Linked DNA regions of Homo sapiens: all the other regions are linked to region 1. Evidence: chromatin contacts called from ENCODE Hi-C or POLR2A ChIA-PET data. All regions are on one chromosome and are shown on one strand. The core of a region is the stretch at or near the end of the contact, and the rest is flanking DNA. Distances in the headings are between cores, read along the strand shown. Region 1 holds the start of RASGRF1 (Ras protein specific guanine nucleotide releasing factor 1). Region 2 holds the start of CTSH (cathepsin H). Region 3 holds the start of ANKRD34C (ankyrin repeat domain 34C).

Evidence for each region. A loop is a pair of places that touch in the nucleus more often than their neighbours do. ChIA-PET counts read pairs that join two places held with the same protein, here RNA polymerase II (POLR2A). Pooled maps may share reads with other maps.
Region 2: a loop to region 1 is called in a pooled map, with 2.4 times the contacts of the local background. The contact joins the promoter of CTSH here to the promoter of RASGRF1 in region 1. A Hi-C loop is called at or near these places in 3 of 37 single-sample maps with no recorded cell type and 3 of 50 pooled maps. POLR2A ChIA-PET finds 5 or more read pairs at or near these places in 1 of 52 experiments (Panc1).
Region 3: a loop to region 1 is called in a pooled map, with 7 times the contacts of the local background. The contact joins the promoter of ANKRD34C here to the promoter of RASGRF1 in region 1. A Hi-C loop is called at or near these places in 1 of 50 pooled maps. POLR2A ChIA-PET finds 5 or more read pairs at or near these places in 3 of 52 experiments (MCF 10A, Panc1 and activated naive CD4-positive, alpha-beta T cell).

Annotation. Positions count from the first base shown.
Region 1 is chr15:79,088,326-79,092,214 of GRCh38, forward strand. RASGRF1 (Ras protein specific guanine nucleotide releasing factor 1) reads right to left here and starts at 2,455. Exons shown (of 27, transcript NM_001145648.3): 1 at 1,898-2,455. The coding sequence starts at 2,173.
Region 2 is chr15:78,942,146-78,946,435 of GRCh38, forward strand. It overlaps CTSH (cathepsin H), which reads right to left and starts at 2,901. Exons shown (of 12, transcript NM_004390.5): 1 at 2,746-2,901. The coding sequence starts at 2,836. RefSeq lists enhancers at 1,104-1,153, 1,584-1,633, 2,094-2,632, 2,633-3,171 and silencers at 2,022-2,316, 2,754-3,103.
Region 3 is chr15:79,280,243-79,284,452 of GRCh38, forward strand. It overlaps ANKRD34C (ankyrin repeat domain 34C), which reads left to right and starts at 2,480. Exons shown (of 2, transcript NM_001146341.2): 1 at 2,480-2,986. It overlaps ANKRD34C-AS1 (ANKRD34C antisense RNA 1), which reads right to left and starts at 3,703. Exons shown (of 2, transcript NR_038997.1): 1 at 3,407-3,703. RefSeq lists an enhancer at 2,415-2,954 and a silencer at 2,606-2,804.

The DNA.
Region 1 (3,889 bases), core at 1,205-3,704:
GATCTAACTAAAATGTATTGGGCGCTTACTTTCATATACATTATTTAATGTAGGGCTCTCAAAACCCCAGAAAGGTAGGTGTTATTATCTTCATTTTGTAGATTACAAAATGGAAACTCAGAGAAGTTCAGCAAGTTAACTGAAGTCACACAGCCAGGAAGTCATACAGCTGAGATTCAGTCTCAGGCCTGTCTGCCTTCACGTCCAGGGGGCTGAGAACAGATAATATGAGCCCATGCCAACTTGGCTTCCCCCACCCCTCACTTCCTGCCTACCCAGGAGCTCAGCTCTGTGATCTAGTGTAGTGGGTTGAGGGATGGAGGGGGGATCTGGCTGGGGCTGGGGCTTGGGCTGCAGGCCCCGGGTAGGTATGGGTATATGGGTAGACACTGGCTGGAGAGGGGCAAGTTCTGAAGGGCTGAGAGCAAATTCTCTAGTCTGGCCTGGGACTGGCTCTTCCACATGAGTTCCCCAGGCTCCATTTGAGCTGAAGCTTAAGGAGCTGCCTGCTCTTTGCTCTTCTTTCCATCTGGGAGCCCCTGCTCACCACATGGCTTGTCATCCCCAGGGACCCACCCTCAAAAATTCCTGTCCACACTTCCCAGTCCTCAGAAACTATCTCCTAACACCCATTGGCTGAAGGTAGGGAAGGAAGAGATGTGCTAGAGAGACTGAGCTCGGATCTCTGTCCTGACAATTGGGAGGAAGACTTCAAGCGATGCTTTTATTTCAACCAATTCAATCACCACCAGTCTGTGTCTTCATGCAGCAGTGGCTTTTGAGATCTCGGTTGTCTTTTCAGAACATTGGGACGGCCTCAACAACTTGCATGACGCTGGGCAAGTGAATTTCTCTCTCTGGGCCTCAGTGTCCCCATCTAGGCAATCACCAGCCGTTAGGCCCTATGGATGGAAGGTTCCTGCCTGCAGTGGCATTTTAGGATCCACTATCATCTGCTTTATCTTCCTAGTGGCAAGGGACTGGACCAGATGCTTTTGGAAAGCGCACCAAGCTTAAAGGTGGCTCTCTCTGCAGGTGCCCCTCCTCCCTTCACGCCAGAGGCTCACCCCCACCCCGCCCGGGCTCCCTGTTAGAGCCAGGCCTGGCTCTTCAGCCTTGCAGCTCAGGAAACCAGAGCGCAGCGCTATAGCCGCGACTGCGGCGGCGGCGGCGGCGCAGGGGGCGGGGGAGGAGAGAAGCGCCCACTTCGTCCCGCTGCCTCCGCAGCAGCCCTGGCCCTAGCCCCGGCGCATCAGAGCGGTCCTTGGGAATCTTTGGGCTTGTTGCTCCGGCGGCCGCCAGCTGGGAGCCCACCACCGCTCGATGGTACCGAACCGACCCGTGTAGCCCCATAACCCCAGCCCAACTCCGAGGAGCTAGCGCAGACCGCTCTCCGCCCTCAGCTGCGGCGAGGCAAGGGCTGGCAGCGCTCGGACGCCTCCGTCTTGCCCTTCCCATGCCTAAGCGCGGGGAATTACACGTTCCCGGTGTAGAACAGACGATCGGGGCTATTAGGGCTGGGCGGTGGGAGTGGGGGTTGGGAGCACCATTTTTGGCTGGACGTGTGTCCAGACTCATCGTCTCTGGTCCTTAGGACCCCATCTTCCTCTGCATCTCCAGGTGTCGGCCCCTCTGTACCCGCCTCCCACGGGGCTCGTCCGGCGAAGGGCAGCCGCAGCCCACATCTACTCCCCGCCCTCAATCCCTGCCCCCTCTGCCCGCCGCAGTCACTCGCCTGGCTGGGAGCAAGCCTCCCCTCTCGCTGAGGGTGCAGAGAGCGCCTAGGGCGCCAAGAGTAGAGGGGCCAAAGTTCAAGCGCCATCAGCCAGCCGAAGGCCCTGAGCCCCCAGGGCCGCGGCCGGGACGCAGGGAGGTCAGGACGCGACGCTCGCCTCACCTGTTTCTCCAGCGGCTCCTTGGCCGACAGCGCCGGCTTGGGGGAGGGCGCGCGGTCGCAGACGCAGCCCTCCAGCAGGTAAAGCCCCGAGGGCCGCGAGCTCGAGTCGCTCTCGAAGTAGAAGAGCAGGTTCTGCAGCAGCGCGAACCACTTGGTTTGCCATTTTGTGTTGTCCGAACTCCGCTTGCTCAGGTAGCCTTTGCGCGTGCCGTCCTTGCGCGCCAGCAGTCCCAGGGACGCGACGTGGCCATCATTCAGCCGGATCCCCTTCTGCATGGTGCTCAGAGGCCAGCGAGACCCCACGCGCTTACATCTTCTCCGCGCAGCAGCCCCCCGTCCGTGCGCGCTGCGCGCTGCCTCTCTCTGGCGCTCGCTCGCTCGCTCCCTCTAGCTCTCCCCTCCCCCCAAATATCTACACTCCAGGATCTGGCGCCGAGCCGCGGCTTCTTGAATCCAGATATACCATTCCCCGCTGGAACCTCTTCTCCGCTCCGCAGAGCCCCAGTACCCGGAAGATGCCGCCCGACCCTCCTCCGGTGCCGGGCAAACTGAGGGACTGGCGATCTGCGCGCTGGCGAGGGGCAGGCGGAGTCATGTGACGCCGATCCCTCGAAGAGCCCGTTTCAGCAGCGCGGACAGGGACACACGCACGCAGCCCCGCCGAGGCGCAGAGCCGCGCGCAGGCTGCAACTTGGTGCCTCCTCCCCCTCCCCAGACACACACACACGCACACGCACACGCACACACTCAAACCCTGCCCTCCCTCCCCTCATCTCCCCTTCTCTCCCTCGGATGTTAAAAAGCAAATCAGATCAATTTTCGTTTAACCCAATGAAACCCCGAAGGCTCGCCATCCCGGGAGTTTGCGTCTTTGCGCCCCACCGCGGCGCACTGTAGACCTGGGGTTAAGTGCCAGTTGTCATTTTCTCCTCCAAAGGCTCGCCCCCCCCCCCCACTTTATTTCTAATACGAGGTGGAAGGAGGAAGGTGGGTGGCGAAATAGAGCTGCAAAAGCGTCCAGTCCTAGTCTTTGCATAGTCAGCCGGGTCACATTGAATTCCAGCATCCGGCTGCACTCCCGGCGGCTTCCCCAGCTACCTGAGGACAGTACAGGGGGTGAGATGGGGTGGTGGTTGGTGAACGTTGGTTACTTTATTTTATATTATTTTATTTTGAGAGTTGCCATAATTACCGGCGCCACCCCCCGTGCACCCTGAGGTCTGGTTGGCGAGCCGCTGCTGGGAGTTTTCTGCAAATACCCCCCAAAGCCTGAAGGCGGGCTTCAAACGCAGGCGCCGGGGACCATGGGAGCCTTCAAATAGCTGCGCTGGCGCAATGATACCTTAATGATAGATTTTCCGTTCTTATTTTTAGCTCTCATTCGCCTACACAGTTACACGGCATTTATCCGAGAACGTCACAGCGCCCGCATGCTGCACCGGGAGGGCGCGCGGGCCGCCGGGCGAGCCGGGAGCTGGGGCGGGGAGCGCGCATCGCTGTCTGCCGCAGAGGGCAGCGAGCTCGCCCCGACCCGGAGCAAGCCGCGCCTGGCCCGGGCGCTTTGCAGCGGGGATGGGTGCCCGCGCAGCCCTGTGAAGGAAAGACACCATCTTTCCGCACGGAAACTGCGTATACCCCTCCCCCGACACACACACACACACACACACACACACACACACACACACACACCCCACACTCACACACAGCACACACCACACACGCACAGATACACACCACACACCACACACCCACACACCACACACACCACACACACACACCACACACACCACACACACACACCGCACACACCACACACAAACCATACACCACACACACCACACACGCACACACACACGCCACACACACCGCATACACAAACACCACACACCACACACACACACCATACACCACACACCAACACACCACACACACACCACACACCCAAACACCACACACACCAAACACACACCACACACCCTACACACACACCAC
Region 2 (4,290 bases), core at 1,651-4,150, 150 kb before region 1:
ACTCCTTTCTGTGCATCCAATCCCATGGTGCTCTATCACTCAGCCCTCCCTCCCTCCCTTTCTTTCCTTCTTTTTTTTTTTTTTTTTTGAGAAGGAGGCTGGCTCTGTTGCCCAGGCTGGAGGGCAGTGGCACGATATCAGCTCACTGCAACCTCCACCTCCCTGGTTCAAGCAATTCTATCTCAGCCTCCCAAGTAGCTGGGATTACAGGTGCCCACCACCACGCCCGGCTAATTTTTATATTTTTAGTAGAGATGGGGTTTCACCATGTTAGCCAATCTGGTCTGAAACTTCTGACCTCAGGTGATCCACCCACCTTGGCCTACCAAAGTGCTGGGATCACAGGCGTGAGCCCCCACGCCTGGCCTCACTCAACATTATTTTTAAGACCTCATCAGTTGATATCCCCATGAAGTCCTCTCCTCTTCAATTCAGTTTCCTTGAGGAATTGAGAATGCCAGATATGAACGATTTATTACCGTTTTGTCTTTTTGTTTGCTGTCCCTATTGTTTTTATACCCATGGGTTCAGGTTCAGATTGAATGAGAGGAAAGAGGTTCCCCCTTGCCTTCAGGGGCTCTCTCCCAGTTTTAGCAAAGAGGACACTTGGAAATAAAAGGTCTGTAAATGGATTTCCAGAACACTCTCTGCCGGCATCACTTGAAATATCTTCCTGTTTCCCCAAGGATCCATACCTCCAGTGTGAAGATCACTACCACACAGCATTTAGATCTCCGTTTTTGGGTCTCGAACCTGTTCCAGAGACCAATCTATGGCCGTTTTCCCTGGGGAAAATGCACATTTCCTCAACATGGCTCCCTTTAGGGTTTCAGGGGATTCCAGATCTTGATTAAGGGCCCTGCTGCAGCTGAGGGCTTTAGAGGAAGACAGACCTCAACTCAGGACAAGAGTTGGAGGCAGGGTTTGAGTTTAGGACAATTGACTACCAGTTTGCCTCTGGAGAGATTATTCTGGGGCCAGAATAATCTGCTGGTGAACCGTGCCTTACCCTAAAATAGATCCATTCCAATCTAGTCAGGACTTTAAAAGTGCCATAATACCTTGCCTGGATTTACAGCAGGTTTCAGGAAAGTACAGTATTCCCCTGTTTGTTTGTTTGTTTGTTTTAGATGGAGTCTTACTCTGTCACCCAGGCTGGAGTGATCGCCACCTCTCAGTTTCAAGCGATTCTCCTGCCCCAGCCTCCTGAGTACCTGGGATTACAGGCACCTGGCTACCACACCCAGCTAATTTTTGTATTTTTAGTAGAGACAGGGTTTCACCATGTTGGCCAGGCTGCTCTCGAACTCCTGACCTAAAGTGATCCGACTGCCTCGGTCTCCCAAATTGCTGAGATTACAGGTGTGAGCCACCGCAGCCGGTCCCTGACTCCTGTTTTAGTACAGCTCCTGGGCTACAAACGGTTTCTTACAATTTTAAATGGTTAGAAGAAACATATTTCGTAGCACCCAAAAATCCCTTGAAACTGAAATTTCAGTGGCCATAAAAATCATTTATTAGAACCCAGTTACACTGACTCACTTACATACAATCTATGGTTGCTATCACACTACCATGGCAGAGTTAGTAGTTGCTACAGAGACCACCATAAAGCCTAAGTTATTTACCGTCTGGTCTTTCACAGAAAAAGTTTGCCAAGCCCTGCTCTGGAATTCAGACAGCCTCTCAGCGCCAGCCTTCTCCAGGCAGCCCTCGCTTGCGGCAGCTAGGTTTTCCTTAGGCGGGAACTGACCTGGAGCTGGGCGCCCACTGAGGTTTGCAAGGCTGGGGAGCTTTTTAAATAAATAGGTGGGAAGGAATGAGGCAACCCTCTGGCCCAGATTCAGCCTCAGTGATCTCTGTCCCATCCCCTGAGCCTCTAGCTGGGGGAAAGCCCTGTCCCGTTCCTCCAGAGCTCAGGGCACCCCCCCTCCCTAGGTTCTTGGCTCCTTGGGTTGTTTCTTGGCTACTTTTCTCGGTGAAGGGGGCAGGTGGTCTTTAAGTTCAGAGCCTGTGGGCTGAGGCTGGGACCAGGGACAGTAGGAAAGGAGGGAGGCAGTAGGGAAGAGCAGGCTCCTTGCCTTCAGCCAGGGGAGGTGCCTGAGCCCGGGCAGTAGACAGGATGCAAGGGCAGCACGAAGCTGGACCAGTCGCAGCCAATCTGGCCAACAAGAGGAGTCCTGGGGCTCCACCTGACGCCATGGGCCCTGGGGTGCTGTTAAAAGCGCTGTTGGTCTGAGTGCTTTCCCTGGTGCCGTTGCACAGGGATTCACTGTTCCAAACAGCCCGTCCAACCTACTCTACAGATGGGACTCCCAAGACACTACGGGGATCCCCTGTGTGCCAAGTCCCGGGGGAAGCTGCTAGAGAAGGCTGGGACGTCCTTGCTCACCTCTGGCAGGGACAGATCAGAGTCCTCTGTGTGACACTCTGTGTCCCCAGTTGAGGAAGGCGGAAGGAGCTGCGGGCTCCTTTGGTATTCTAGGCTGGAGAGCCACCTGGCTAGGTGGGACCCTGGACACTCAGCCCATCTGCTCCTCTGGTCCTACAAGCCGCCCACCCTCCGAGAACCCCCGCCTATAATGCAGTTTACCCCTCCCCGTGCCAGCACGCAGAGTTCCTGGCCTCTCACCGGGGAAAGCTCTGCCCCGTTCCTCCGGAGCCCAGTGCGCCCCTGGCCAAGTTCTCCCAGCGTCCACTCTAGGGCCTGCTAGCACCCTCTCGGGCGGCGCGCCCTCTGCGTACCTAAGGAGTTCACGCACAGTTCGGCGGCACCGCAGACGGGGACTCCCAGGAGCCAGGCCCCGGCGCAGAGCAGCGGCAGCGTGGCCCACATCGCAGCGCTGGCGGCTTGGCTCTTGCGCTCAGGGTCCGCGGAGGTGGCGGCCCAGAGCGTCAACTGGGAGCGCGGGGGGGGAGCGGCACGAGCGTGGAGGAGCGGCGGGAGCGCGAAGGGGCGGAGCGAGCGCGGGGCGGAGCGAGCGCGGGGCGGGGTGGGCGGTACTCCCCCGAGGCCGGGCTCGCGGGAGGGGGCGGCGCCGACTAACTCGCCAGCTCTAGTTCACCTGTCGGCCGGCCGCGTCGCTCCCTTATCTCCTCTGGGAGGAAGGGCTTATCTGGGTATCAGGCCTGGCTGAGTCCTGGATCTGCCTGGACTGGCTGGCACCGCGCGGGGAGGTCTCAGCCTGGCCTCTCCCTCTCCCAGCCTGTCGCCATCCCCACGTCCCCCATCTCCCTGCGTGTCCCCACCTCGCACCCCCCCATCTCCCTGCCTATCCCCAACTCGCACCCCTCATGTCCCTTCCTGTCCCCACCTCACACCATGTCCCTGCCTGTCTTCACCTTGCACCCTCCATCTCCCTGCCTGTCCCCACCTCGCTCCCCCTATGTCCCTGCCTGTCTCCACCTCACACCCCCATCTCCCTGAATGTGCCCACCTCCCACCCCCTATGTCCCTGCCTGTCCCCACCTCCCACCCCCATGTCCCTGCCTGTCCCCACCTCGCACCCCCATGTCCCTGCTTATCCCCACCTCGCACCCCCCCATCTCCCTGCCTGTCCCCAACTCACACCCCCCATCTCCCTGCCTGTCCCCACCTCAGACTCCCCATGTCCCTGCCTGTCTCCACCTCACACCCTTATGTCCCTGCCTGTCCCCACCTCGCACGCCCCACGTCCCTGCCTGTCCCCACCTCGCACTCCCCATGTCCCTGCTTGTCCCCACCTCGCACCCCCCATCTCCCTGCCTGTCCCCACCTCACACCCCCCATGTCCCTGCCTGTCTCCACCTCACAGCCTTATGTCCCTTCCTGTCCCCACCTCGCACCCCCCATCTCCCTGCCTATCCCCACCATACCCCTATGTCCCTGCCTGTCCCCACCTCACACCCCCATGTCTCTGCCTGTCCCCACCTCACACCCCCATATCCCTGCCAGTCCCCACCTCACATCCCCCCATCTTCCTGCATTTCCCCACCTCACACCCCTATGTCCCTGCCTGTCCCCGCCTTGCACCTCCCATCTTCCTGCCTGTCCCCACCTCACACCCCCTCATGTCCCTGCGTGTCTCCACCTTGCACCCCCATCTCCCTGCCTGTCCCCACCTCATACCCCCCATGTCCCTGTGTGTCTCCACCTCAGACTTTCCCCCACACTCCCCACGTCTCCCTGCCCTGGTTAACCACATTTCCCTGGCTTCCCTTTTGCTTGGAGTGGACTTACAACTGAAGAAGCTAGACGACCTCCTTGTGAATTGTTTTGCCCCCTCAACAGACATTTTAGTCTTTCTGCTG
Region 3 (4,210 bases), core at 1,230-3,729, 190 kb after region 1:
CTGCCACCATGTAAGATGTGACTTTCCTTCTCCTTTGACTTCCATCATTATTGTGAGGCCTCCCCAGCCATGTGGAACTGTGAATCCATTAAACTTCTTTCCTCTATGAATTACCCAGTCTCACGTATGTCTTTATTAGCAGTGTGAGAGAGGACTAATACAGGTACTAATGTACAATTAACTTTACAGGTGTACTTGTATTGTTTGTGCCCCAAAACACAGAATGTACATTTTTTTTCTACATTAAGTGTGAGGGAAAATGCTTGTGGAGTATTTTTTATTTGTCATATAAATAGACCACAACACGGAAATGATGTAAATCATATAATTCAACTACAGCAAAATAATATTAATGAAAAATAGTGGGGGAGAACACAACATCAGGAATAAAAAGGGGATATAGGAATAGATTTAAAGGAGATGAAAAATTATAAAGGAGCATAATATGTAACATTATGCCAATACATTAAAAAAGGTAGATGAAATGAACTTTTTTCCAGGTAAATATAAATTACCCAAAATTGACTCAAGATGGGTCAGATGATGAATATGCCAACAAGCATCAATGAATTTGAAAAGATAATCAAAGATCTATCCTTCTAAAATCCATCAAGTCCAGACAGTTTCATGGGTATGTTCTATTAAACCCTCAATGAACTGATAGTTAACTTGATAATTTAAATATTCCAGAGTGTAGGAAAAAACAGAATGCGTCCAAAATCATTCTATAAGGTTACCATAACCTTGCACCAAAGTTGAATGAGAACCCTCATCCCCTAAAAAGGAAAAAGAACACAATTTTTACTTATTAATATAGACGGAATAAACCTTATATTAACATAAGTAAATTATTGCAATCTAGCAGTGTATTTGTATAAAATAACATACATTAACCAAGTAGAGTTTGTTTTGAGAAATATAAAGTGTTATAAAGGTGGCATTCACATCAGTGAGCGAAGAATGGACTTTTTGAATTGGTGTTGGGACAATTGGGTTCTCATCTTTGTCAGTTCCTTACCTTACCCTGTGCACAAATACAGTTTCCAGATGAAATGGTAATCTAAACAACAGAGCTATACATTACTAGAACATTTAGGGAACTGTATGGTGATTCTGGGGTACGAAGCCTCCCTAGGCAAGATGGGAAATCTAGAAACCATGCAAGATAAGACATGTGTTTGACTACATAAACCTTGAAACTGCTTTAGAGAGAAAAACTCCACAAACAGTAGGCAGTCATTATAAATATTGGGTACTAGGAGGGTACATTTCTCTAAGTGATACTATAGACACACTAAGTGATAAAGGCAACTTATGGAATAATATTTTTGCCCTTAAAAGATAAAATTGATAATCCTCCAGCAAGCTTGATTTAAAAAATTGGGAATGGAGCAGTAGAAAACACAAATAAATAATATCAGCAATAAGGAGGCCCAGAACAGTTTTAGAGATGAAAATAAATATAAGGTGACACTATTTGTAACTTTGTGCCAGAAAATTTGAAAATGTAAATGAGATGGACAATATCCTAGGAAAATATAAATTACTAAAAATGACTGAAGAAGTAGGGATTTAAAAAACATAGGGCAAATAGAACCCCTGTGTGCATATACATGTATCTAGACGAAAATGCTGGTTACCTCTGGGGAACTGATTAGTGGGGGAAGGACACTGCAGGGTAGGGGAGGAGGGGGCACTCACTTTCTATTTTTTTTGGAAAGCATTTTAGTTTTTTTTTTTTTTGTAGAGACTTTTTTTTTTTTTTTTTTTTTTTTTTTTTTTTGGTAAGTCTCACTATGTTGCCTAGGCTGGTTTTGAACTCCTGGCCTCAAGCGGTCCTCCTACCTTGGCCTCCCAAAGCGCTAGGATTACAAGCATGAGCCACTTACTTCCTAAATACAATGCCTTATGCTTTCAATCATATGCAGCAACTATTAACTACTTTGTAAAAAGGAAACGAAGATTGTCCGCGAACGACTCCACAGGAGGCCCTGGGAATAGGTAGCGGGTGGGCTAAAACATTGATTTGGAATGAAATCCAACGGCCGTGGAACCAGCCCTGATCATCAAATTATTCCCAGTTTTGAGGATCGCACTGCACCCTCCTCTCTCCCTCTCTTTCCTACACCTTGGACAGACAGCCTGAGATTCCAGGGCGTGTGTGAAGGAAAGCCGAGGAGGGCAGGGCCGCAGAGAGAACAAAGGGGACACGAGTTCAAATTCCTGCCAGGGTCTGAGACCTGCAACGTCAGACTTTGGGAGCGTCCCCTCACTTCTCCGGACCCCAGGAGTGGCCGCGCCTGCTCCGCGCTCACCCTCGGGGAGTCTAGGAGCCCCCTGCTAAGTTGCTGAGCGAGTCGGAGCCCCAAGAGCTAGGGTCGAGGGGGTGGGGCAGCAGGCGCCTCTGCCGAGGCTGCAGGTAGGCACTTCCCCACCCCCGCGGCCCCCTCCTTCCTCCTTCCTCGCAGCTCGCACACCCACACAACCCTCGCCCGTCGCGGCTGGAGAGCTGCTCTCGGCGCCAGCGGGCAGCAGCGCGTCGTCAGCCAGCACAGCCGGCCGAAGACCAAGCCGGAGGTCTGGGGCTGCGCAGAGACCTGCACACCCGCAGCGCGGAACCGGGGGCGATTCCTATCTTTCTTTCATGCTTCTTTCTTTTTCTTAAAACCAAACCAAACCAAACCAAACCCAAAACTCCCCTGCTCCCACCGCAACTTGGAGGAGCGGTGGACCGATTTGAAGGAACTGACGCAGAGGTTTTATTCACGAACCTTGAAGAAGTTCTGGGCAAGTGACTCAACAGGACCCGCGGGGCCCGGGGTAGCCCCAGCTCCCGGCGCTGGTTCAGTCTGGCAGTGCCCTCTGGCAGCCAACCCGCAGCTGCAGGTAGGGGTGCTGGACGCCCCCTGATTTTGTTTTGGGAATAATAATGACACTACCTATAGCCTGGACCCAGGTGGCCTCGCTCGGCGATTGTCCCCACCAGGTAAGCGCACCCCCAGGGGTCTGCATTGGTCACCCGGGTGGGGACCTCGAGCTCCCGAGAAGTCGGTCCATGCTGTTTAGCCACAGGCAGGAGTGGGGAACTGGTAGGAGACAGCTTGCTTTTATCACAGGAAATTGTGGGAGACGGGAATGGAAGGCGGATTTAACATTTTTTATTTTTGCATTGACGCGTGGGGATGAGATGCGTAGGGGCCTGGATTCTTGTAGGAAATGGTTGCGGAGCGGGGCTGGGTGATAGGTGTCTGGATTTTTGCAGGGACTGAAGGGGAAGAAAGGTCGTCAGTTTTTGCAGAAACCTGTGAGGAACTGGCGGTGAGAGGTTATGATCCTGAAAATGTGCACGAAATTGTAAAAAGTAGGCACCTAAGCATTTCTGAGAAATGATGGGAGAAGCACTTACCGCCCTGGTTTCACCTGACCCCCATGCTCGGCCTTCTGGAAGATGCCCACAGACACTGGCAATAATGGACGCTGGCACACTCTGCCGGCGCGGCCGGAGCCCCGGAGTTCAGCACCTCGGACAGAGCCCGAGCCCCGCCGCCCGAGGCGCACAGTGAGCGTGGAACAGCCCGGCTCCCTAGCCCCCGGCCAACGCTGCTCTCAGTTCAGGGCAGCTACGTAACACCGCCCCTAGCTCCGCGCCAGAAAGGGCTCTCGAATCGCAAAAGCAAACGTGTTCGATTTCTGATCTGCTTCTAACTGCTTCCCGTGACTGCAGAAGGAAGAGGCGGAGTGTAAAGATATCTCCCAAGCTTCCGCGAAAACTACAGGCAAACTGTGTGGCCTCCCCGGATTTCGGAAGGTGTACCCAAACTTCTTTAAAAATCTAGCATTTATTAAGCGCTTACCATGTGCCAAGGCCCCGTGCTAAGCCAGTGCACCACAAATTTGTGTCCTATGAGTATCCCCATTTTACAGATGAGAAAACTGAAGCAAGAGAGGCCGAGTAACTTGTCCAGGTTTATGGAACTAGCAAATGGTATGGCTGCGCTCTTAAACGCTGCCAGATTGCAGTGGTGGGAGGATGTGCTTGAGTGGAATTCCCTGCGTGAAATAGCTCTGAACTTGGGATCAGAGGAACAGAGTTTAAATCAAAGCTGTAGCACTTAAAAACGTGTGCCCTTAGACAAAATTACTAAATGTGTCTGAACTTCAGATTTTAACTATCTGTAAATACTTGATAATGCTTTCCTTGCAAAAGTGT